Linked DNA regions of Mus musculus: regions 1 and 3 are each linked to region 2. The links are chromatin loops, found by intact Hi-C in ENCODE. Cell type or tissue: heart. All regions are shown on one strand.

Evidence for each region. Peaks named below come from ENCODE experiments on the same cell type or tissue, not always from the same donor. Only the 100,000 strongest peaks of a DNase experiment are listed, where the experiment ranks them.
Region 1: a loop joins it to region 2, with 3.0 times the contacts of the local background. A loop is called at or near these places in 8 of 42 quality-filtered maps.
Region 3: a loop joins it to region 2, with 2.7 times the contacts of the local background. A loop is called at or near these places in 5 of 42 quality-filtered maps.

The regions. Positions count from the first base shown.
Region 1 is chr8:120,284,006-120,292,005 of GRCm38, reverse strand. It overlaps a transcript of Gse1 not described here. Among named protein-coding and RNA genes, the nearest start is that of Gm32968, 40 kb to the left of the region's middle. In heart, CTCF peaks have their summits at 3,369 (motif pointing left) and 5,495 (motif pointing left); DNase peaks (open chromatin) are centred at 2,075, 3,185 and 6,875; H3K4me3 peaks cover 484 bases; H3K27ac peaks cover 5,485 bases.
Region 2 is chr8:120,595,416-120,603,415 of GRCm38, reverse strand. Gm10614 (a long non-coding RNA gene) reads right to left here. Exons shown (of 4, transcript XR_003947476.1): 3 at 4,812-7,584; 4 at 4,138-4,512. Among named protein-coding and RNA genes, the nearest start is that of Gm10614, 10 kb to the right of the region's middle. In heart, CTCF peaks have their summits at 3,473 and 3,673 (motif pointing right); DNase peaks (open chromatin) are centred at 3,765 and 4,575; H3K4me3 peaks cover 480 bases; H3K27ac peaks cover 610 bases; H3K27me3 peaks cover 561 bases.
Region 3 is chr8:120,296,405-120,304,404 of GRCm38, reverse strand. It overlaps a transcript of Gse1 not described here. Among named protein-coding and RNA genes, the nearest start is that of Gm32968, 27 kb to the left of the region's middle. In heart, a CTCF peak has its summit at 3,355 (motif pointing left); DNase peaks (open chromatin) are centred at 3,394 and 3,674; H3K4me3 peaks cover 588 bases; H3K27ac peaks cover 4,704 bases.

The DNA.
Region 1 (8,000 bases), 310 kb after region 2:
GAACTGCTGGCCACAGAAACGACCCTGCTCCTGTCACAGGCATCCCACTGCAGGTCATCCTGCTGGGAGACCGGGGAGCAAACTTAAGGCCCACCTCTGTCTCTCTGCCCTTCCCTAAAGTGGCTGAGGCAGTCCTCGCTCCTGGCCAGGCCTCCCTGCTGCGCCATGTACATTGCGCCCAGCTCCTCAGCCAAGGCCCTCACTCCATCTGTTCTGTAACCAAGCAAAGGAGGCGCAGGAGGAGAGGAGGGCCCACGGTTCCCCGGGCACCCATGGCTACCCTGCCCAGCTGGGGCTGGAGAGGACAGCTCCTGACGCTTTAGGGACAGGACCTGACTCCAGTCTCTTCTTCTGTATTGATGAAGACAGTCTACAAGATGCTTGCCCGGGACGCCATTTTGTTCATCTTTTAAGGCTTACTAACTGTCTTGGTCAGGGTTTCAATTCCTGCATCATGACCAAGAAGCAAGTTGGAGAGGAAAGGGTTTATTCAGCTTACACTTTCCACACTGCTGTTTATCACCAAATAAAGTCAGGACTGGAACTCAAGCAGGTCAGGAAGCAGGAGCTGATGCAGAGGCCATGGAGGGATGTTCTTTACTGGCTTGCTTCTCCTGGCTTGCTCACCTTGCTCTCTTATAGAACCCAGGACCACCAGGCCAGGGATGGTACCACCCACAAGGGGCTCTCCCCCCTTGATCACTAATTGAGAAAATGCCTTACAGCTGGATCTAATGGAGGCATTTCCTCAAGGGAGGCTCCTTTCTCTGTGATAACCCAGCTTGTGTCAAGTTGACACACAAAAGCAGTCAGTATACTAACCAACTTATAAATGCATACAAAACCAGTCACATCATGTGCTGTGTCTGAGACCTGGATTTAAAAACAAAAACAAAAAAACCAAAACAACAAACAAAAAACAAAAAACACAAATAAGCTCCCAACACTGACTGTTCCAGAACACTCTTTTCAAACTCTAAAACTAACATAGAAACTACCTGCCTTGCATCGCTGACTTCCCCCTGTCCTGCCCACACCAGACCAAAGACCTACATGCCCAAGAGCGGAGCCAGCTAGTAGTACGCCCGTTAACAGCAGACTGTTCTAGATCAGCACTATCCAAGGCAGCAGCCGTTGCCACCACCACTGCCAGCCACCCGTGGATAAAGGGGCACTTGAAACTCAGCGGTACAACTCAGAGCTGAGGTTTGCCATCGCGTGTCATTTAAGCAGAGCGATGCTTGCCTAGCACAGCGGGCGACACCTTGGCTTCTGCTCCTAGCACTGCAAATACTCCTAAAGATTTTAAATAAACCCTCACGGCCACACAGTGGCTGGAGGCCTCTGCTGACCGGAATCTCTTGAAAAGAAAACCTTTATCGACTGGTGTGAGCCTGCCCTGAGGCCAGAGGAGGGTGAGTGGTGGACAGAGGCCGGGGCTGAGCACACAGGTGAGCACACAGAGGTGCGGTTGGGCTGGCGAGCTCCTCCAGGTGCACAGCATCCCTGCAGGTTCCAGGCTGCTTGTAGGCACTATGGAAGATGCAGAGCCTTAGGCTATGCAGAGGTGGAACCAGCTGTGGGCTGTTTCTCTCCTTGAAGCCAGTTGTTCTAGTCCCCTAGAGGTGACAGATCTCCCTTCCAGGAGGAGCCTACATCATTTTTTACCTGTGACACCCTCTACCTTTGAGAGCTTTCACCAGGATAAGCCCCTGCAGTCCCAGAGTGTTTGCAAGGAGGGTGGTGGTGCCTTTTTTTTTTTCTTTCTAACTTTTGGGTGGGGGGAGGGGAACAGATAAGCTCAGAGACTAGCCTGAGGTCACACAAGATGGAAAAGCAATGTTGGTATCATGCCAGCCCCAGAGGAGACCAAGGCTAGGAGGATTGTCCTCGGGTCAGTGGGGCTCCGCCCACCAGTGTACACTGTGCTAGACCTTCAGGCCTTTGGCTCTCAGGTCTCTGGAAGGGCTGAGAGGCCCTTGGGAGGTGCTGACAGGAGCCTGGGCTTCTGCCACTCCCTCCATCCCGGCTGGCTTCTCACTCCCGCTGCGCTGGGAGCTGGCAGCCACCAACTGTTGCAGCCTCTCCCGCTCTCCCTGCCCATCTGCTCGGTGTTGGATCTAAGGCAGCGGGGCCCTGGAGAGCTGCTGCAGGGGCTGCTGCTCCTACCCTCCCTTCACTCAGCCTGGGGTTAACAGGGGACACGGGACTCAGCTCATGGCAAACAGTCTGATGAGCAGAGCAAGCCAGATGCCCCGCTACCTCCAGCTGTGACTGGATGGTCCCTTCCCTTGGTCTTGGCAGCCATTATGTGTGACAAGGTCACAGTGTGTGCCCTGAATGTAACTGGCTCTAGGGCCAGGCCCAGGGCCCAGCCAGGCTCATCTCCCACCCCCTCCAGGCCAGTTCCCCCGTTCAGCCTGTCCCACCACCAGAACCACCCATCAGGCCGTCCCCCTGGCTAGACCAATGGTCCCCAACCAGGCTCTCACCCCCAGATTCTCTGACCACACAGCATCTGACCCACCCACCTGCCCTGCTGCCTGAGTAGCAATTTCTCCTGTCATCTGTTCTATGGCTGACTTAGAACCAGAACAAACAGGCTGGGGATGATGCAAGAACGAGGTGATCTCAAGGCACGGCTTCCCTGGCTGGTGACAATTCAGAACTGTGACCTTGAAACACACGATTCACAACTCCAACTCTGAGGGCCTGGGTTCTCGTTTCCTACGTGGCCGCCATTCTGAGGACACAGAATACACTAAGGACCCACTATGTATGTGAAGGGCCAAGCCTGAGCAGCTAAAAGAGCCACATCTTCAGGGATCCCGGCCTACAGTGGTGTTGGGGCAGGCAGCCCAGACAAACTTCCGAGAAGAGAAAGGTGAGTCCTCAGAGGTAGGAGGGGAGAGCCTCAATGGGCACCCATCTTGCTCCCTGCGACCCAAGCCAATTAACATGACTTCTTGAACCCCATGGAAGATGTAGCCTGTAGCGGGGTGGTTAGCGGGTGAGCTAAGGCCTGGCTTGTTGTAGGTAGTGTAAGGGTGATGGTACAGAAGCACCCACAAGCCACCTCCGTCTCCTCATCCTCCATGCCCCACCCACCATGGAAAACTGGCCCGTGCTTACCCTGGATCTAGCCTTCACTGCAACCTTATCCTGCACTCTGGCTGCCTACATCCTCCTTGATTGACAGAGCCGGGGCCAGCTGGCCTCCGCTCACTTTAGGCCTGTGCTCAGCAGAGCCTTCAGCAAGGAGCACCCTCCCTGCCTGCTCCTTCCCCCTCAGGGCTCTGGAGCTCTGTTATCAGCAGGAACCCTTGCAGGGTTCTCACAGCCTGGACGCCCTCTGGTGGCAAATGCACACCAGGCCATTCTTGACTTAAGCTCCCAGCCTCTGTTGTCCCCACTGCATGAAATGAAGCACACAGTAGGTACTGCAGACAGCAGAGGCGGCGGCAGCCCTGACCCCCGACCCCCAAGACTCCATCCCAAGTCCCAGAATCCACTGAGTGCTGAAATTCTGCCAGGCCCCCAGGGGACAGAGCCATCTAGTGGGCAGCTGGGCATATCCTGTCACCCTGAGGCCCCAGTAGTTCCCAAATGGGGATAGAGTGACTCTAGGAAGAACAGAGGAGCATACAGATCAGGCAGGCTCCACGGGCCCGCTCCGCTCTATGGTGGGCGGGCGTGTGCCTCCGCGGGCAGCATGTTCCTGAAGCATATGCTCACCATACGCTCGACCGCCACGGCATCCCCGGTGCTTAGTACAGCCTGCTGGCGGAAGCAGGCCTCTGCCTGGAGCCTCCTCACCTTAGCAAGGAGCATCTGGGGACCGAGGCTGGGGTGTCACCTATCCCTACTCTGTGCAGCATCTGCTCTACCAAGGCCCTGCAAAGGAAGTGGCCTGGGAGCCCACGTCATAGTCATAGGCGACATCGACTGAGGCTCAGAGAGGCTCAGCACAGAGTTAGAGGTGCACAGCGTGCAGGGACTCTGGGCCTCATGGCTTCCACTGCTCCTGTTATGTCTGTCACTTGGGAAGAGGAGGGCTGTGGCTGGGACACAGCTCTGCAGAATGACCCCCATGGCCACAGAGCTTCACGAGCCCCTCCTATCCCACACTCATCAAAACCGTCAGGTCATGTGGGGACCCTTGGCCTATCACTGACAATCTTCCCAAACTGGGTTCTGCAGAGCCCTGGAATCCACAGGCAGGCTTGGGATTTGCCCAAGGGGTAAGGGGGAAATGGAACAGAGGCTGGACTCATAAACCAGAGCGAGCCTGCCCAAGACAAGTCTCTAAGTGGCAGAGAAGAGAACATTCCAGAGCAGAATTCTAGCCTTCCTAATGCTGCAACCCTTTCTAGACACTTCTCCATGTGATGAAGACACCCCCCGCCCCAACCATAAAATTCATTCATTGTTCCTTGATGACTGTAATTGTGCTACTGGTATGAGTCATAAGTTGGGTGTTGGTGCTGCACACGCCTTTAACCCCAGCACTCAGGAGGCAGAGGCAGGTGGATCTCTCAGAGTTCAAAGTCAGTTTGGTCTACAGAGAGTTCCAGGGCAGCTAAGGCTACACAGAGAAACCCTGTCTCAAAACAAAAACGATCAATACATAATGTAGATATTGGATATGCGGTATGATCTCGGGCCACCAGTGAAAGGAGTTGGGACCCACAGGTTGAGAACCTCTGTCTACAACTTCACACCTTGAAGGAGGAATATTAACAATGCCCCGGGATGGGGATATGGCTCAGCAGGCACAGTGGCTGTCCAGCACACACAACCAGGTGTGGTCATGCACATCTGAAATCTCCACACTCGGGAGGTGGAGGCAAGAGGTTCAAGAATTCAAGGTCATCCTTAGCTACATGGTGCGTTTGAGGTCGGTCTAGTTATAGAAGACCCTGTTTCTGTTTGGGTTTTTCTTTTAAAGAAAAGAAAAGGTCTGAATCCGAGTTCAGTCATTCAGTGCATGTGGCTCAGACGATTGAGGAGAGAGAGAGAGAGAGAGAGAGAGAGAGAGAGAGAGAGAGAGAGAGAAAGAGTGAGAGAGAGAGACACCCATCCCTCTAGGCCTCAGCGTCCTCACTTTTAAAACGGAGTCAACGGCAGTCCCAACCTATGTCTCATGACCTGGTGCCTTTGAGTCCAGAGGACAGGGTAGGGGTCCTACAGAAGCCACAGGGGTGAGAACACCTCCCAGGAGGATGGAGGCAGGGAGGAGATGAGACAATGTCTATGCCAGCCAGCCCACTAGGCAACCACTGTGTCTTAGGTACAGGTCTGCAGACCTCCCAGAAGACAAGACCAACCAGGCCCAGGCCCTCTCAGGGTTCTCCTCCTCTGGCCCATCAGTGTTTGGAGAGGCAGACCAGTGCTGAAGGGCCTGTCTCCTGCCTCTGGCTGGGCAACTTTAGGCCTTGGCATCTGCCCAGCCCAATGGCACAGAACAGAAATATCTGCCTCCTGCTGGCCCAGGTGACAGGTGCCACGACCAGCAGAAGCCGACCTTGCTGTGTAGGGGGTCGTGAGGCTGACCACAGGCTGGGCCACTCACCCCGTATCTCCTGAGTACCCATTCCGTTGTCAGTGTCATACTGGTGGCTGAAAGGTGATGGCAGACAAAACAGGCAAGTGTCCTTCCCTGAAGTGACAGGCTGTGTGGCTCTTCAGAAGGACAACCGCAAGGGCCTAGGATGGCTAGACTGGGCAGCTGTGACATATTCCATGTGTGTGTCAGAGAGAAGGAAACATGCCTGCATATATACATACATACATACATACATATATACATACACACACACAAGTCTATGTCGGCAGCTCACAGCCATGCCACTCACAAAAGCCCACATGAAACGCTGCCCCACCCCCAACAGGCTCGGTGGAAAAGCAAACTGAGCAGGTCACACCGAGGAATTCTATTCAGCCACGATGAATGGAACTTCCACATGGGTGACACCTGGATACCTGACGTTCAGTGGCAGAAGCCAGACATGAGGGACACACACGCACACACACACACAGAGTGTGATGGCCCCGACAAGGACTGCCTAGAGCAGGTAACATCAGAGGCAGACAGAGGGCTACGGCTGCCAGGGCTGGGGAGGGAAGGATGGGGGACCAGTCACGCAGGAGACAGGATTGGTTGGGTTCTGGAGGGCAGTGGGAATGTTCTCGAATTAAGCTGGTGATGGGCACACCATGTTGTGTGTGTTCAATTCTCAACCATTGAATACACCGAGTGGGTGGCTTGCGTGATCTGCGAGTTATATCTCAATAAGGCTGTCATAGAGGGGAGACAAAAAAAAAAGGAAGAAAGAAAAACCCCACTTACAGCTGCTCTTACAAATGCCAGCCCCACACACGGGAGCACGCTGAATTATAAAGCCGACGGGAGACTGCACGTATTGTTTTTATGATCAGAGACACGGGAAGGTGCTGGCAGGGCTCTGTTTCCATAGGAAGCAAGGGAGGTGGAAGCCTGCTATGCTCTCAATAGGCTTCTGGGCTCCTGCACACACACACACACACACACACACACACACACACACCTGCCCAGCCCAACAGGAGGCCTGGAGACACCCTGTGCTTCTGGGCTCCTGCACACACACACACACACACACACACACACACACACACACCTCTCCCCAGCCCAACAGGAGGCCTGGAGACACCCTGTGCTCTGTGGTTGCCCCAGCTGGAACTGGAACACACGTGCAAAGGAAGTACTGTAGAGTGTACTGCCAGCACTGGGTGAGGGGGTTGGGAAAGGTTTGTAGTATTAAGGAAGCTTGAGTGTAGCTGGGCAGTGGCAGCAGGCTCTCACTTGGAACCCAGGGGAGAGGCCTCCTGCAGCTCTGTCCTTCCTGGGTCCCGCCTCTCTCTGGCCCCACCCTTTCCATGCCTGGGAGTTCTTTGGCGCTTACAGCCCCTGGCACCCAGAGAAATGATCAGGTTGTGGGAGGGAGACTTGGGGCCATGAACACAGTTCTGTCCCTCTTGGTATGGTATAGCCAGCCACTGGCGACGAGGAGGCAGCTAGCCTACAGCCTGAGGAAGACAGTATCTCCCAGTTGTGCCTCCTGCTAGCTAAGCAAAACAAGGGCTATATTGACTCTGCATGGGCAGAGGAGGGCAGAGGGCATGGCAGCATTCAGACACCCAGACCTCACCAGGGAGCTGGCTCCTTCAGACTCTCTCCTTGGGGTCTCCTGCAAATACCCTCGATGGCTCTAACTGGAAGGGACACTGTGCAGCTGGCCACCAGATCAAACCACTCCTGACAATGATGCTGCACCCAAAGAGAGAAGCTGGGTCCTTAACTAAAGCCCTTCAGAGCAAGGGATGGGGTGATGGGACATGGCATTGGAGCATTCCCTGTAAGGTTCCAGCCAAGATGAGGTTCCCGAAGGACTAATGCTGGTGTGTAAATATTAGACACTTCTGTCTCCTTTGAGACCAATTACACAGATCATGGCGGCTCCCCCAGGATGCTGCCTTCCACCCACTGTACTGTCATTAACAGTCTATTAGGAACAGCTGCTCGGAGAGGGAGGCGGGAGCTCGGAGGAGAAGCGGGAAGGAGGGAAGAGGAGAGAAAGAGACAGAGAGAGACAGCTAGGGAGGCTAACGGTGATCTGGAGACAGTGAGACAGAAACATTAAAGATGTAGGAGACACGGAGAGGGTGAGACAGAGAGACGGGGGTGGGGTGGGGGTGGAGATGGGGAAATAGGGGAGATGGGAGGAGATAGAGTCGGAGGGTAGATAAATGGGAGGGGAGAAGAGGGGGAATAGAGGTGGGAGATGGACGAAGAGGAGGAGGGAGAGCAGCAGCAGCAGAGGCTCAGAGTCCAGGCCTTCCTGCCTTGCTTCCTTAGGAGATGAGCTATGCTCAGCCCAGGTCTCAGCTAGGGAGAGCTGCAGGGCTCCACACCAGGCCTCCGACGCTATGCTCACCCACAACCCTACAGGCTGGTGTTTCGT
Region 2 (8,000 bases):
GGAAACCCTGTCTCAAAAAACAAACAAACAAACAAACAAACAAAAAAACAAAACAAAACAAAAAAAGGCCTGAGGTATAACTTAGTGGTAGATCATTTATTTGCCTTGCCTTCATAAGGTTGTGGGTTCAAATTCATGGTTCACCACCCAAGGGGAGAAAAATAAACCAAGAGATTGGGGCGTGATGCCCTGGGGCCACAGCCCCTCTGCAGACTGTATTCTCAAAGACTTCATCTCACAGACAAATAATTTCAACAACCTGAGCCCACATCGCTGCCAGTATTTAAGCTGAGGGCTGTGCTCAGCCCATCCAGTCTACCCTGACCTTTTTGCTGCGCACTGGCCAAGGCAAATCCCCAAAGCATCCTTCACCCCCAGGGAGCCAGGTCTGATACTTTTCTTCCTGCTCCCTTCTCAGCCCAGGAATGGGGCTGAGTCCACTGGCTGAGCCTCTCCCATCTGCCTGTGGTGCTGAGCCATTAGCCCTGGTTAATAGCTCTCTTCATCCAGTCTCTTAGTGCCATAGCAACAGGCCTGAGGCTGTGAACAGGGGATTGGGTGGGAGGGCTGGGCGGGGTCAGCTGCCTGGAGCTCTTATAGGGAGATCCTGGGCCTGGGAATCCACTTCTGAGGCCTCCTCGCTGGGTAGCGCGTCTAGAGAAGTCAGAATCTTGGAAGCTGTTACCCTGACGGTGTCTGCTGAGAGAGGACAGAGACCCTCCCTGCGAATACAGTGAGCTGGGTCTCCTCTACTGCACACTGCCCGTGTCCAGGGCTCTTACCTTCAGAAACATAAGGACAGGACTGCCTTGAGCAAGTTTCTGCCCAACGAGGCATGAGAGCCCGGACATGCTGTGTAACCCAGGAAAGTCACTCTCACTGGGCTGTTTCTCCACCAGCAGTTAAGGGTACATACGAGGAACCCCAGAATGAACAACCAGTAAGTAGAAGTCAGTCACACCGTCAGGCTGCCAGCCTCTCGGAGCCTGGACTGGCTTGGGGGAGTAACCATTCACATATGCCTGTGGACCTCTTGAGACTGCGGTGGGATGGTGAGTGGGGCTCAGCCACAGACCTCCTGGGGCAGTGCCTTCCCTCGAAAGGGCAGGAATGTGGGTGCCTCTTCCCACCCCAGTTTGTGGCTGAGACTTCCTCCGTGTCTTTCTAGGGGAATCAACACCTGGATGGGGTTTGTGTGTGACTCCCCTACCCCTGGCTGCTTCAGCCATGTAAGCGGCTGTAGTTCCAAGGAGGGTTGGCTTGCCTCATCTGTAATGCACCACAGAAGCTAGCCCAAAGCAGAACCTGATCTGGGAGCCTCCCCCCCCTCCCCGCAACCCCCCCCCCCCTGGGCAATTGTTCTTTCATTTGTTAGAGATGTGCGGTGGTTTGAATGAAAACTGTCTCTCTCCAAAGGCTCACAGGGAACAGCACCCTTAGGAGGTGTGGCCCTGTTGGAGGAAGTGTGTCACTGGAGGCGGGCTTTGGGGTTTCAGGTGCTCAAGCCAGGCCCAGTGCCTCTCTCTCTCTTTTCCTGTTGCCTGTAGACACAGATGTAGAAATCTCAGCTCCTCTCCAGTATCATGTCTACATGAGTGCTGCCATGCTTCCTGCCATGATGATAGTGGCCTAACCCTCTGAACTGTAAGTCAGACCCAGTATTCCTTTTTAAGAGTTGATGTGGTCATGGTGTCTCTTCACGGAAGTAGGAACCCTCACTAAGACAGGATGGAAGTCAGGGCCTGGCCCATGCTGCCTCCTCCACTAAGCACAGCTTTCTCTGTCTCTCTCTGTCTCTCTTTGTCTCTGTCTCTCTGTCTCTGACTCTGTCTCTCTGTCTTTCTCTCCCACTCTCTGTGTGTCTCTTTCTGAGACACAGTTTCTCTGTGTAGCCCTGGCTGTCCTGTCTTGTGCGCGCCGGACTCGACCAGCAAGAACGACGCTGCAACAGGATCCTTCTGCACACGTTTATTGGGAGAGCTTGATTGCAGAGGCGAAAAGACCTCGAGCCCAGAACTGGTGCTGCTTATATAGGCCTAGGAGAGGCGTGTCTCACACCCGGATTGGTTATGCACTACGCCTCATTTGCATGTTCCTCATCTGATTGGCTACTCTCTGTACCTCACAGAGCCTCATTATCATACCTCATTTGAATGTCTCAAATCTGATTGGTTATACTCTCAAAGCCTCATTATCATGCCTGGGCCAAGCAGTGTCTTTGCAAAAAACTTTCCTGTATATGTACACATTGGTTGTTTGTCCAAACTTATGCGTGGTGGCCAGCAGTAGTCAGTGCCACTCTGCAACGGCACATATGGCTTCCCACAGTCCTGGAACTTGCTCTGTAGACCAGGTTGGCCTCCAACTCAGAACTCAGAAATCTGCCTGCCTCTGCCTCCCAAGCGCTGGGATTAAAAGTTTTTTTTGTTGCTGTTGTTGTTTGTTTGTTTGTTTTGTTTTTTTGAGACAGGGTTTCTCTGTATAGCCCTGGCTGTCCTAGAACTCACTTTGTAGACCAGGCTGGCCTCGAACTGAGAAATCTGCCTGCCTCTGCTTCCTGAGTGCTGGGATTAAAGGTATGTGCCACCACGCCTGGCTGGGATTAAAGTTTTGTGCTATCACCTTCTGGCTTTTTCTTTTTTTTTCCTTTTTTTTTGAGACAAAAATCTTGCCATGTAGCCCAATCCTCCTGCCTCTTCCTTTCCCCTTCTGAATACTGAGACAATGGCATGTGCCATTATTACTGATACTTTTATCTTGTTCTGTGTTTGAGAGAGAGACTCATGTTGCCCAGGCTGGCCTTGAACTTCTGACCTTCCAGCCTTCCAGCCTGAACCTCTCAACCTCTGGGATTACAGCTGTGCTTCGCCATCCTCAGATCCTCTTGAGAGCTTCCAAGTGAGCCTTGAATCTATTGTAAGTTAAAAATGTGGGGCTGGAGAGACGGCTCAGCGGTTAAGAGCACTGACTGCTCTTCTGAAGGTCCTGGGTTCAAATCCCAGCAACCACATGGTGGCTCACAACCATTCATAACAAGATCTGACGCCCTCTTTTGCTATGTCTGAAGACAGACAGCTACAGTGTACCTTCAGATAATAAATAAATCTTTTTTAAAAAAAGTTGAAGATGCAGGGCTGGTGAGAGGGCTCACTGGGTAAAAGTGCTTGCCATGAAGCCTGAAAACCCGAGTTTAATCCCTGGAACCCATATAAAGGAGAAAGAAGAGAACTGTCTCCACAAAGATGTCCTTAGCTCTCCACATGTTCTCATGCGTGCGCGTGGGCCCACACACACACCTCTCCCTTGCACACACATAATAATAGTAATTTTAAATTAAGGAGAAAGTTGAAGATTGTGTTAATTTAGGGTGAGTGTCTCCTTGGCAGTGGTTTAAAATGAGGGTTGTTTGTTTTTGAGACAAGGTCTATCTATGTAGCCCTGGCTGTCCTGGAATTCTCTAGGCTGGCTTCAAACTCACAGAGATGCCCCCGCCTCAGCTTCCCAAGAGCTGAGATTAAAGGAGTAAACCACCACGCCCTATTTTCCTTTCCTTTTTTTTTTTTTTTTTTTTTTGGTCTTTTCCCCTTTCGTTTCTAAACTTTAATTTTGTCAACTATTTAATTCCTATCGATGTTTGTCCACTGTACACATGCAATTCCAGAAGAGGCCAGAAGAGGGCACCATATCCCCCGAGACTGGAGTTGCAGCTGGCTGTGCGCCACCATTGTGGGACTGAACTTGAGTCCTCTGCAAGAGCAGCCAATGCTCATAACTACTGAACCTGCTTTCCTGTCCCCACCCCGCCCCACCCCACCTTACCCCACACCTCTTTAGGGGACAGGTTCTCACTATGTATCTGAGGGGGTTCAAGACCAGTCTGGGCTACCAGGCGATACTATCTCCTATAAACCCAACAAAACAAAGCAAAGTGAGCCCAGCATCTGGGGCCTGGGTTCAGGCCTGAAATCTTAGCGCTCTGAGAGACTGAGGAAGGAAGAGAGACTCAAACGTCAAAACGCCGGGGCTGGAGGGGTGCTCAGAGGTTAAGAGTCCTTCTTGCAGAGAGCTCACGACCATCTGTAACGGGAGTTCCAGGGTATCTGATACCCTCATACAGACTCTAAGAACACCAGAACATACATGTAAGCAAACCCACATTTTTATTTTTGTTGTTTCTATACAGGGTCTCTCTATGTAGCCCTGGCTGCCCTGCAACTCTCTATGTAGATCGGGCTAGACTCAAATTCACAGAGATCCACCTGCCTCTGCATTCTGAGCGCTGAGGTTAAAGGTGTGTGCCATCATGCCCAGCTTAAAATAGTTTAAAGCATCGTGAATAGCTCCGGTCAGCACTGGGGTGAGCAGAGATCACGGCCAACGGCTACTAAAGAGGAAACTAAAGAGGCTGCTTGCGGGCAACCGGGCCAGTTCCTGTGTGTGTCCGAGGCCGGTTTTCAGGCTCCAGGAGACAAGGACCGGTCTGATCACAACACTTGGGATTCATGTCTTTTCCTGCAGGAAGAGAGACGGGGCGGGGGAGTGTGAAAACAGATGGAAATGTAATTTTTTAATGACAGCAGCAGATGGCAAAGAGACACAAGAGTGTATTCACACCATGTCGGAGCCGTGTGAGCGCGCCTGGCCCAGCCAGAATGTGCGCGGTGGGGCTGTCTCGATGGCTCCCCCGCCAAAACCAGGAGGCGGGCCAGCTGCAGGCAAGAACAGGCCGCTCACTCGCTCGCTCGCTCGCTCGCGGGGAGGGGCGGGACCCGCTGCCAGGCTGCACACAGCCACAGGTGGGTGGGAAATACCTGTGGCCACCTGGTGAGAGCCGGAGGCTCGATCTGCGTTCTGGTTCTTCCAGACGGGGTGCGGGGCTCCTCCGGGTACCCACGGCTCCCAAAGGCTAAGGCGTTTGTGGACGTTCATCTGTCCCCCTGGTACTCACTGCTCACGCAGTAAGTTGCACCCCTGACTCCATCCGTCTCAAACTCCCACAGAAGCCTAGACAGCAGCCAGGCGTGGCCGTTCTCTAGACTCCGTACTTGGGAGGCAGAAGCTTCAAGTTTGGGGCAGGCCTGGGTTACATGATGAGTTGCAGGCTAGCCTTGGTCATAGACACCCTAAAAAAAAGAAAGAAAGAAAAAAGAAAAGAAAAGGAAAGAAAGAAAGGAAAGGAAAGTTTCTGACTTTCTCTCTCTGACCCCCTTTGCTCTCTCTGACTCTTTTCTCCCTCTCCTGCCCCCTCCATGTTCCTGGCCAGCGTTTTCTCTTTGTCTCTTTGTTCCAGCTCCATATCTTTCTCTCATTCTATCTCTCCCCTCTCTCTTTCTCTGTCTCTACTCCCTTCTCAACCCCCCTTCAATAGAATAAACTCTATGCTATACTAGACCTACGGCTGGTACCTTGCAGGGAAGGTTGCCTTAGCATGGGCCCGCTGAGGTACCCTAACCCACTGCACCGTACCTCGCTCTTTAAAGCATATTGTTGACTTTACAAAACACATCAAGGCCAATCACAGTTATGTCGAAAGTTAAAACCCAGCCTGGGCTAAGTGGGATCCTGTCTCAGAAAACATAAGCAAAAAGTTAATGTTAATAAAAAAACAGGTAGCCAGGCAATGGTGGCACATGCCTTTAATCCCACCATTGGGAGGCAGAGGCAGGCGGATTTCTGAGTTCGAGGCCAGCCTGATCTACAAATTGAGTTCCAGGACAGCTAGGGATATGCAGAGAAACCCTGTCTCAAAACAAAACAAAAATAAATAAATAAATAAATAAAATTTTAAAATTAAAAAAAAGAAAGGAAAAGAAAAAGCTCTTTCCATTTTGCTGCCACCATGCAATGAAATGAGGAACACCCAGAAACTCCGGGGCCACACGAGCCACAGCCACAGTAACTACCGCAAGCACCCAGGAGGCCGGGGAATGCCAGAGGCCTGCATCACCACCGGAACAATTTTGACAAATCCCATGCAGGTTACTTTGGGAAGATTGGGATGAGGCATCACCACTTGAAGGGGAACCAGAGCTTCTGCCCAGCTGTCAAACTGTGGACACCGGATAGCGAGCAGACACGAGTCAATGCTGCAAGAAAAAACAAAAAACAAAAAAACAAAAACAAACACAAACAAACAAACAAAAAAGACTGAAGCTGCTCCCATCCTTGATGTTGTGCAATCAGGCTACTACAAAGTTCTGGGGAACAGAAGGTTCCCTAAGCGATCTGTCTTCCTGAAGGCCAAATTGTTTAGCAGAAGAGCTGAAGAGAAGATGAACGGTGTCGGGGATGCCTGTGTCCTGGTGGCTTGGAAATGCTAACATTTTCAAAGCAAAAACAAAATCAACAACAACAACAAGTTAGTGCCAAGTTCTGTTTGTTTTGAGACAGGGCCCCATCTCTTCCAGGCTGGCCTCGAACTTGCTCTGCACTGAGAATGCCTTTGCACTTCTGATCCCCTTGCCTTGCACACACACACACACACACATACACACACACACACACACAGCTCCGGAATCACAGGCGTGTGCTACCACACCCAGCAAAGCCTCAGCTGGGAGCCTGTCTATTTCTCTTGAGATTAAATTGGAGCTGTGGAAGCTGTGGGCCGTGTGGGAGGAAGGCAGGGGCGTAGACCACCCTTCTCATCCCAGGATGTTATGGGGTCACACTGCAGACTGACAGTTTTCAAAACCGCTGGTGCTGAGCTCTTTGGAGGGAAGTCCCCAAGCACAGCCACATTGACAGGACAGGCATTGGGAGGTGCCTCCCAGAGGAGGGATCCTGTATCCCTTTCAGAATGGTGATTGTCTTGACTGCCTTATTTATTTCTTTGTTTATCCTTCATGCTACGATGGTCCGGGGTATCTTTTACTTTGCATTATGGTCCAACACCATTTCCTCTTCTCTTCAAGCTGGTCTGGCTTTCCCCTGGGAGTACATTCCCTTGAGCCCTGTGTTCCTGTGTCCCTGTGGCAGGGGCTTCTGTGGGTCTCCCCTCATCCTGGGACTAGACCCTCATCTTCCAACTGCTTCACCCAGAATCTCCTTTCCTTCTTTCTCTCTTTTTCCCTTCTCCTTGATACCTCTGTTCTTAAGACAGCGACTTACTGTGTGGCCTGAACTATTAATCCTCCTGTCTCAGCCTCCTGAGTGCTGGGGTGATAGGTGTGGACCACCTTACCCAGCTCCATTCTTGAAGACTGGTTCCTAAGTTCTCTGGTCGCTGGTTTTCTTTGCCCTCTAGTGGACAGAGCAGGAACTGCATCGATGAGATGTGCCACCCCAGCTCACCCCGTTCACAGCTGCCAAGTCAGGTACAGTGTCCCTCAGTGGCTGAATGAAGTCTTATTCTGTAATAGTACCAGGAAGCCATAAGAAGCAGCAAAGGGGCTGGAGAGATGGCTCAGTGGTTGAGAGCATGTCCCGTTCTCATGTTGCAGAAGACCCAAGTTTGGTTCTCAGCACCCGTATCATGAGGCTTAGGACTGTTTGCAGATCTCCATCTCCAGGACACAGGACATCTGTATGCCTCCTCTGGGCTCCCTGACACCTGCGCTTGTGTGCACAAACCGCTACACCTAACTACATAAAAGAAATATTTCTTTAGTCGTTTTGTTTATTTTATTTTTGTTTTTGTTGATTGCGGTTTGGTTTGGTTTGATTATGGGGACAGAGTTTCTGTGTAGCCCTGACTGTCCTGGAACTTGCTCTGTAGACCAGGCTGACCTCAAACTCAGAGATCCACCTGCCTCTGCCCCTGCCCCTGCCTCCCAAGTGCTGGGAGTAAAGGCTCGTGCAACCACAGTCCCACTCAAATATTTTTTAAAAAACACACAAACAAACCTGTCCTTTGCTATAAGACTGTGAATAGTATGCTAAGTGAAAGAAGCCAGGCCCGGAAGACAACTGTAACATTGTCTCATTTACCTGCTGTGGCAAATCCTCCCCCCACCCCATCCCCTTCAGGCCCGAGGCGGGGAGAAAGGAAACAGTGGCCA
Region 3 (8,000 bases), 300 kb after region 2:
AACACAAAGCTGTGTGAGCCAGTGTTGACACTGAGCCCAGGCTCAGCCTCTTTCCCTCCCTCTGCCCCGTGGGCCTTGGTTTAGCCACCCACGGAGGAGATCTGAGTCCTAATTAGCTCCTCTGGAGAGGTGCTGGGAGGGTTAATTAACTTGAGGCTGCAGCTGCGAGCTGAAAATGGGGCGGGGTGTGAACACCACCAGCCACCATTGAGTGGCCTGTTCTTTGTAGCACAAGAATGGGGGTCCTGGATGGGCTGCGCTCGCACTCCCCAGGCCTCTGTTGCCCCTGTGGGGCTCAGGGTGACAGGGTGACAGGGGCACCCTCCAGCTCTGCAGCATCCTCTGTACTTAAAGGACCCTTTGTGTGACAGGTGCGCCTGCTGAGTCTTCCCAGACTTCCCCTGTGTCTTCACTCTGAGGCCTAGGACAGCAGGGTCACCTGGCAGCTCTCCTGGCTGCTTTACCCTCTCCAGGTGACCTCAGAGTGGCCTTGGAGGTGAACAAACCGTGCCAGGAGGAGGACCTAGGCAGGCAGCCTAGGACCCGGTTCTCCTTGGCCCTGACAACCCACCTCTATGACCAGCCTAGCCCACAGGACCCCTCTGTCCCTGCCTGGCTTCCCAAGAAAAACAGATGCTCAGGCAGTGTGCTCTGAGGACACACCACATGGGAAGACACTGAGAATGCTGACGGTTTTGGTAATAGGAGGGTTTACAGAAAATAAAGGGACCATGCGAGTCCCCCTGGGCTCCTGTAGGGCCTCCTTAGATTGGAAGTCGTCAGATTTGACCAGTGAGGCTCAGTCTGGCCTGGAGAGGCCTTGTTCAAAGTCTTGGTCGATGGGCAGCAGAGCTCTGCAGTTCCCTCAAACCTCCATGCACACCCATCTGCCTGACAGAGCCCGTGGACCACACTTCAGCAGACCATATGCTGGTAGGCCGGGCAGGGGGATAATTCTGTTGCTCTGAAACAGCTTGCACTTGGACAGAAGATTAGAATGTTCTGGAGCCTGAGTAGAGCCAACTCCCCTCAGATTTACGCTGGGTCCTGGAACAACACTTCAGAGGAAGGGGCTGCCAAGCCACAGCTTCCCCTGAATCCCCCCTCGCCCCAAATTTACCTCCTCCACCAGGAACCCCGCTTCCCTTAAACCTCCAGGGAGGGCTGCCTCTCTAATATGCAAGGAAACTGAGGGAAATCAGGTTCTAATACTCCCTCTTAGGCTGGAGAAGACGGCTGTGGGCTGTGTGGTTACAAGTGCTGGCTGCTTTTCCAGAGGGCCCACGTTTTGTCGCAGAACCCACACTGGGTGGATCCCAGCTGCCTGTAACTCCATTTCCAGGGGACCTGACACTCTTCTGGCCTTTGCAGTTCCTGTATATATGTGGCATACATTCACACAGATGCACACATAATATAGACAAAGAAAAACAAAACAAAAACAAAAGCAAGCAAGCAAACAAATCCACAAAGGTCATGTCCCCACCCCCACCCACCCCCACCCCCGCCTCACCAATCAGCACACTGCCTGTGTGTTTCTGATCTGATGAGCATAGCCCGGTGGCATAGACAAGGGACATACAACCCAAGGTCAAGAGGAAACTGAGGTGTGGGGCCACAGGTCTGCTTCAGGTGAGCTGCAGGCTCTCCCGTGGCCTTGATTCCCACCTTCCCCAAGTCATCACCTCAGGGTACAGCCGAGCTGGGGTCGCAGCAGCCCCACTGGCTACCTGGAAGCTGAGTTTGTACCTGACTTAGTTACTTTTAGACTTAATCAATTTTCTGCGTAGGGATGTTCTGCCTGAGTGTATGTCTGTGCACTGCGTGTGTGCCTGGTACCCAAGGAGGTCAGCAGAAGCCAGCAGATCCCCCTGGAACGGGAGTTATAGGTGGTTTGTGAGCCACCTGGGAATCGAACTCAGGTCCTCTGCAAGAGCAACAAGTGATCTTAACCATTGAGCCATCCCTCCAACCCATGCTTGCATTAAACACACACAAACACACACACACACACACACACACACACACACACAGAGCCATACCAGAGCCAACTAGATGGGTCAGTAAATAAAGGTAGTTCCTGCCAAGCCTGAAAACCTGAGTTTAATCCTCCAGGGCCACATGGTGGGAGAGAACCAGCCCCCACGATGACCTTTGACCACCCCCACATGAACACCTTGAGACGCACAGGCATACAAACAATTAAGTATATTTTAAAAATACTCCCGAAAATTTGGGTTCAAAAATACTAAGCTGCTTTGAATTCCTGCTTACAGGGGGCTCACTCTAGTCACAGGTAATTTTATTTTACTTATATTTTCTTTTATTTTGAGATAAGTAAATTCTCCATGTAGTTCTGACTGTCCTGTGACTTGTTATATAACCAGAGACCCACCTGCTTCTGCCTCGTCCAGCTCTACATCCAGCTCAAATGGCTTTAAAAAAACAAAACAAAACAAAACAAAACCCTGCAGTATTAAATCCAATGTTTTTTTCCTCAACACTAATCAAAGTAAGTACAGAAACCCACAAAGAAGCTGGGCAATGGTGGCTCACACCTTTAATCCCAGCACTTGGGAGGAAGAGGCAGGTAGATCTCTGAGTTCAAGACCAGCCTGGTCTAGAGTTCCAGGATAGCCAGGGCTACAGAGAAACCCTGTCTCAAACCAAAACCAAACCCACAAACAAAAAACAAACACTTGGTGACAGGGCTTCAAATACCACACTTCAGCCAGGCCAAGGGCACAAATTACCTAAGTCACATGTATAAAATGGGATCATGACTTTGACCTGGCCTGGTTTGAGCCTAGTTTCCTGTCTACTGTATAGTATCATTGACAATCCCAGGGCACAATACCAAAGTCCCTGTGTCTCCATTTCCCCCACTTCAGTGGTGCCAGCCCTGGAGATTAGACATGGAACTCTCCTCAGAGTGTTCAAACAGCATAGAGCCAGCTCCCAGCAAAACCCAGGAGTTGCAAGGTCCTCCAGTTGCCCAGCAAGCTAGGGTTGTAATCTCAGCTGTGTAGCCTCAGGCAAGTGAATGTACCTCTCTGGTTTACCCATCTACAACTTAGAAATGGCAAGCTCACCAAGGAACCCACTAGGAACCCCCCCCCCCCTTTCTCCATGGCTTGGCTGTACACCCAGAACCCACTGTGTTAACATGATTGGCACCCAAGGATGTCATGGGTAGGATGGAATCCCAAGGCCCAAGTACATAAGAACAACACTCTCAGGCTCTGCCACAAGTCACCAAACCTGCCATGAAAGAATAAAGGGGGCACAACCAGCAGCTCTCTCCACCCTGACCTCCCCAGGCAAGCGCCCTTCCCAGGGTGAGAGCGCCATCTGCTGGAAGCATGGGGCGTGGCACCTGTTTCAACCTTGCCCAGCTTGTACCTGGGTCAGGGCTTTGGGCTTGAGGCTGGATCTTTAAGAACTGCTGTTCAGCCCCCCCAGGCGTCCAACACCAATGACAGACTTCTGGGATTTGACCTTAGGCCTCCACTGAGCACCCTGGCGGTGAGACCTGAACCCTCCTTTGCACGGAGCCTCAGCTCCTGCTACTGCCTTCGGTCTCCTACAGCATACTCGGCTGCCAACAGTAGAGCTGTGACTGCTCCAGTCGACAGCTGCCCTGCAGGGGCACAGGCTGCAGGAAGCTATGGTAGGACGCTGTGTGCCTGAAGGCTGCTGGCGGGAGGCCACAGAGTCCTTCCACCACCCACAGAGCAGAGGAGGAGCCGGAGCTGGGAAGATTACAACAGCGGTCTCCTTGAATCAGCCCCATTCTCTGTGAGAGGACAGCAGGCACCTGTTAGCATGACTGAGGCTCGTCCGTGAGGGATGCTAGACATCAGGGATGACACACCTGGCACGCATCACGCTACTGAGAGGGTCCCTCCTACGGAGCCAAGTGTGGCTATTAGAGCCCTGAGTTGCAGAGCAAGCTGCACCAGATCTTAGAGGGAGGACTTGCAGCAACCTCTACTGGAGCACACTGAGCAAGCCAGCATGCTTCCCTCCTCTCCTGTCTCTGTTCATGTTCACGCTGATGTAAGACACAGGTACACATGCATGGAGAAGCCAGGAGTCATTGTCAGGTGTCCTCCTCAATCACTTTGCCATCTGGCGTTTTGAGACAGGGTCTCTCACTGACCCAGAGGTTCACTGATACAGCTAAGCTAGCTTGCCAGTGAGCACCAGGCTCCTGCCTCCACACCCCCAAAGTTAGATGCATGCTACTACTGTACATATATATAATATATGATATATGATATATACTATATGTTATATATAACATGATATATAAAATATATATTATATAATATAAAGTATATTATGAATTATACATGTATATCATATATTATATACATATATAATATATTATATATACAGGTATATATTAACTTGGTTTATTAACTTATGTGTATGGTTTGCCTGCATGTATGTCTGTGAACCATGTGTGTACAGGGCCCACAGAGGCCAGAAGAGGGTGACAGATCCCCTGGACCTGTTAAGAGACTGTTGTGAGTCACCACGTGGGTGCTGGGAATCCAACTCTGGTTCTCATATTTAAGGGAGCACTTTCCTAACTGACCCATTCCCCAGCCCCGCCCATCGTCAACTCTTTCCATGGTGTGGTGAAACACACCCCGGGTCATGCTGGTCAGTCTAGAGATACAGAGTACACGGTCAGTCCCATAACCACTACCTCTGTCTATTCTAGAACGTTCTCACAGCCCTAGGAAGAAACTCTGCACCTCTTAGTTTCCCCTGCTCCTGCTCAGCTGCACTTCATGCCCATGGTCATCCTATGGCTTGTGGGTGTATCAAGCTTCAATCTCTCCCATCATGCTTTGGGGTGCACCCACACAAGTCTCCTCATAGCCAGGTGAGCACCCAGTGAGTGCATAGACACCTTCTTATGCACCCTCTGTGAATGGACACTGGCATCCCCTCCCACTGTCTCGGAAAGGGCTGTGACCCTCCCGTTCCCAGAGTCCGAATCTGCCAGCGCAGACCACTCAGCAGACTGGCATCGTGGGCCGAGGTCCAGGCTAACATCCAATGGCCTGGTGCTCCATCTGGTGCTCCCTCTTCCCATGTCTGTTCTCTCACTAAGGGGCAGGGACACTGGGTTCTAGAGATGCCTCCCCCTGGCCTTCAGTGAGTGATTCCTGGTGACTCCTCCTGACTGGAACAAGCCATTACAAGACCAAGGGATGACAAGCAGCCTTGCCTAACCCAGGCAGCTCTCCCAGCCGGGCAGCCTGCAGGTCCAGGTCAAGACTCCCATCTCTCCTTCTGTCTCCAGAATGGATGGGCTGTCTCAGGAACCAGACAGGCCCATTTAGAAGCCACCCTCTCCCTCCTCCAGCACCTCGCCCACCCTGGAAACACCCGAGGCCATGATGTCTCCAGCTGGCGGAGTTGCGCCTCTGAGGATTATGAGATGGATTTTTTCCCTCCCTCTAGTGTGCGGTTCCTTCAAGGCCCCACGCAGGACTGAGCGCTAACAAAGCAGCCAGCCCAGGGCAACATCAATCTGACAAACACAACAGCCGGCGCTTTGACTGCGTACAATCAGCCCCCACTGGGCCGCTTTAATTGTTTCCAGATTCTGAAAATGTCTGAAGAGGGTTGCAAATGGGAAAGTCAGCACCACTACAGCGGCTCCGCCCCGCACTGCACTGGGCAGAGCCCTCAGACAGTCAAGGCTGCAGGAAGGGGAGGGGGCACCCCGACCACCAGCCACTGGCCTTGAGGAGCCTTGGCCAGTCCAAGGCTGAGGGCTGAAAGCTGGGGGCTGCTCAGAAAGCTGGGGTGGGCATTAGTGAGCACATGACCAGCCCTAGGGAAGCCATGCCAGGCTCCAGAGGGGATGCAGGTTTGAACCCCGAGCTGTACCCCTCTCTCTCCTTTTTAAAGCCTCAGTCATTAGGTTTGAAAAATGAGCCAGCTCAGCAGAGACCAAAGCCCCCCAAAATGGCCTGCTGCTCGCTGGTTAGTGAGATGTTGAGTGGGTACACAGAGAAAGAGACACAAACACACACAGGCATACTCACAGACACACACAAACACACAACCATACATACACAGAGACACACACAGACATACACAGACACACACAAACACACAGGCATAGACACACAGAGACATACAAACACACACAAAAGCATACACACACAAGCATACACACACAGACATACACATATAGAAACACACAAGCATACAAATAAACACAGGCATATACACACATAGAGGCATACATACATATATACACACTAGCATACACACACACAGGCATACACACACAAGCATACACACACAAAGGCATATACATACATATACAGGCATACACACACATAGGCATACACACATATACAAACACATAGGCATACACACAAACATGTACAAACACACAGGCATACATACACACACATACACACACACATATACACACACATACATACATACACAAGCACACATATATACATACACAGGCATACATACACACACCTATATATACACACACATACAGGCACACACACACACACACACACACACACACACACACAGGCATTCTCCCTTCTACTGATGCAGATGACAGGCTGTTCAGAAGTCTGAACACAAGTCAATTACAAAGGCTCCCTGCCTCTTTTGCTGTAGGGAGATCATCTGGACACCTCAAGGTGAGAAGGAAGGGGGAAAGGTCCCCAGGGAAGTGCCCATAGCCCTAGAGAAGCCACCACCTAGATCAGTCAACAGAGTGAAAGAAAGTTAGAGGCAGCTTGCTTATTTTCTGTCCTCCATGTTAAGCAATGTATATATATGTATGTATATATGTATATATATATATGTGTGTGTGTGTGTGTGTATGATGTATATGTGTATGTATATGATGCATATGTATGTGTATATACATACGTATAGGATGTATGTGTATATGATGTATATGTGTGTGTGTATGTATATGTCTATGTATATGATGTATATCTGTATTGTATGATGGAGTGCCTCCCTCAGGCCTCAGGCACTCATCTAGCCCACATGTCCTGGAGTCTGTGCCCACCCTGGTTACCCAGGAATCTCTGACTCCAAAGCCTCCAGGGCCCTGGGCTGTGCTCTCTCTGCAGGCAGAGCCCACAACCCCTCCCCTTCTCTCATGAATCAAAGTGACTAGAGGCAGGGACAGACACAGCTACGTCTCTTCCCTTAGCTCCCATGTCTGGGTAGCTGTGACAGTAGACCGGTCAGTCGGTCAGGGTCCTAGTGTCCCAAGAGAAGGGACACGGCTGGTGGGATCTGACAAGGGAGGCAGACAAGGACCACGCATATGGGAGGGGAACCACTAGCAGCCCACAGGGGAGGTGAGGGCAGTAAGGGGGCCTCACTGGTAGCCGCTGTCCAGGCCTCCACAGTCCCTGATAGCCACACTCCAACTCCTCCCAGCCTGTGATGATGCTCCTGCCTCCACACTTGAGTCAGCTCTGGAGATGGGTTCAGATGAGCACTTGTGGCCCAGACAGGGGACCACCAACTAGGACCCCATGGAACGGGGGGGGGGGGCGCTGCGGGAAGGAGCTCCTGTGTGAGATGCAGGCTATGGAGGCAGTGAGCAGTCCCTGACGGGTGGCCTGAGCTTCCCAGAGATGGCTTTGTGCACTTATGGCCACATCCATGCCAGGGACCAGCAGAAGGCACCCACAGATCTCCTCAGAGAGCATATGGCTCCTGGAACCCATCGCTACCAAGTGGACAGAGATGTACAGACCACTGGGGCCAAGAGGAGGCGGGACACAGAGCGGGACACTTCCGGACCTGACAGCCCAAAGCCCAAATGCTACACACCATACCCACATGAATGTGCGTTGCACACACACACACACACACACACACACACATGCACACGCACGCACACACACACACACACACACACACTCACGCAGGGCACCTTGAAACCTGACCACTACCCAAGGATATCAACACTTCCG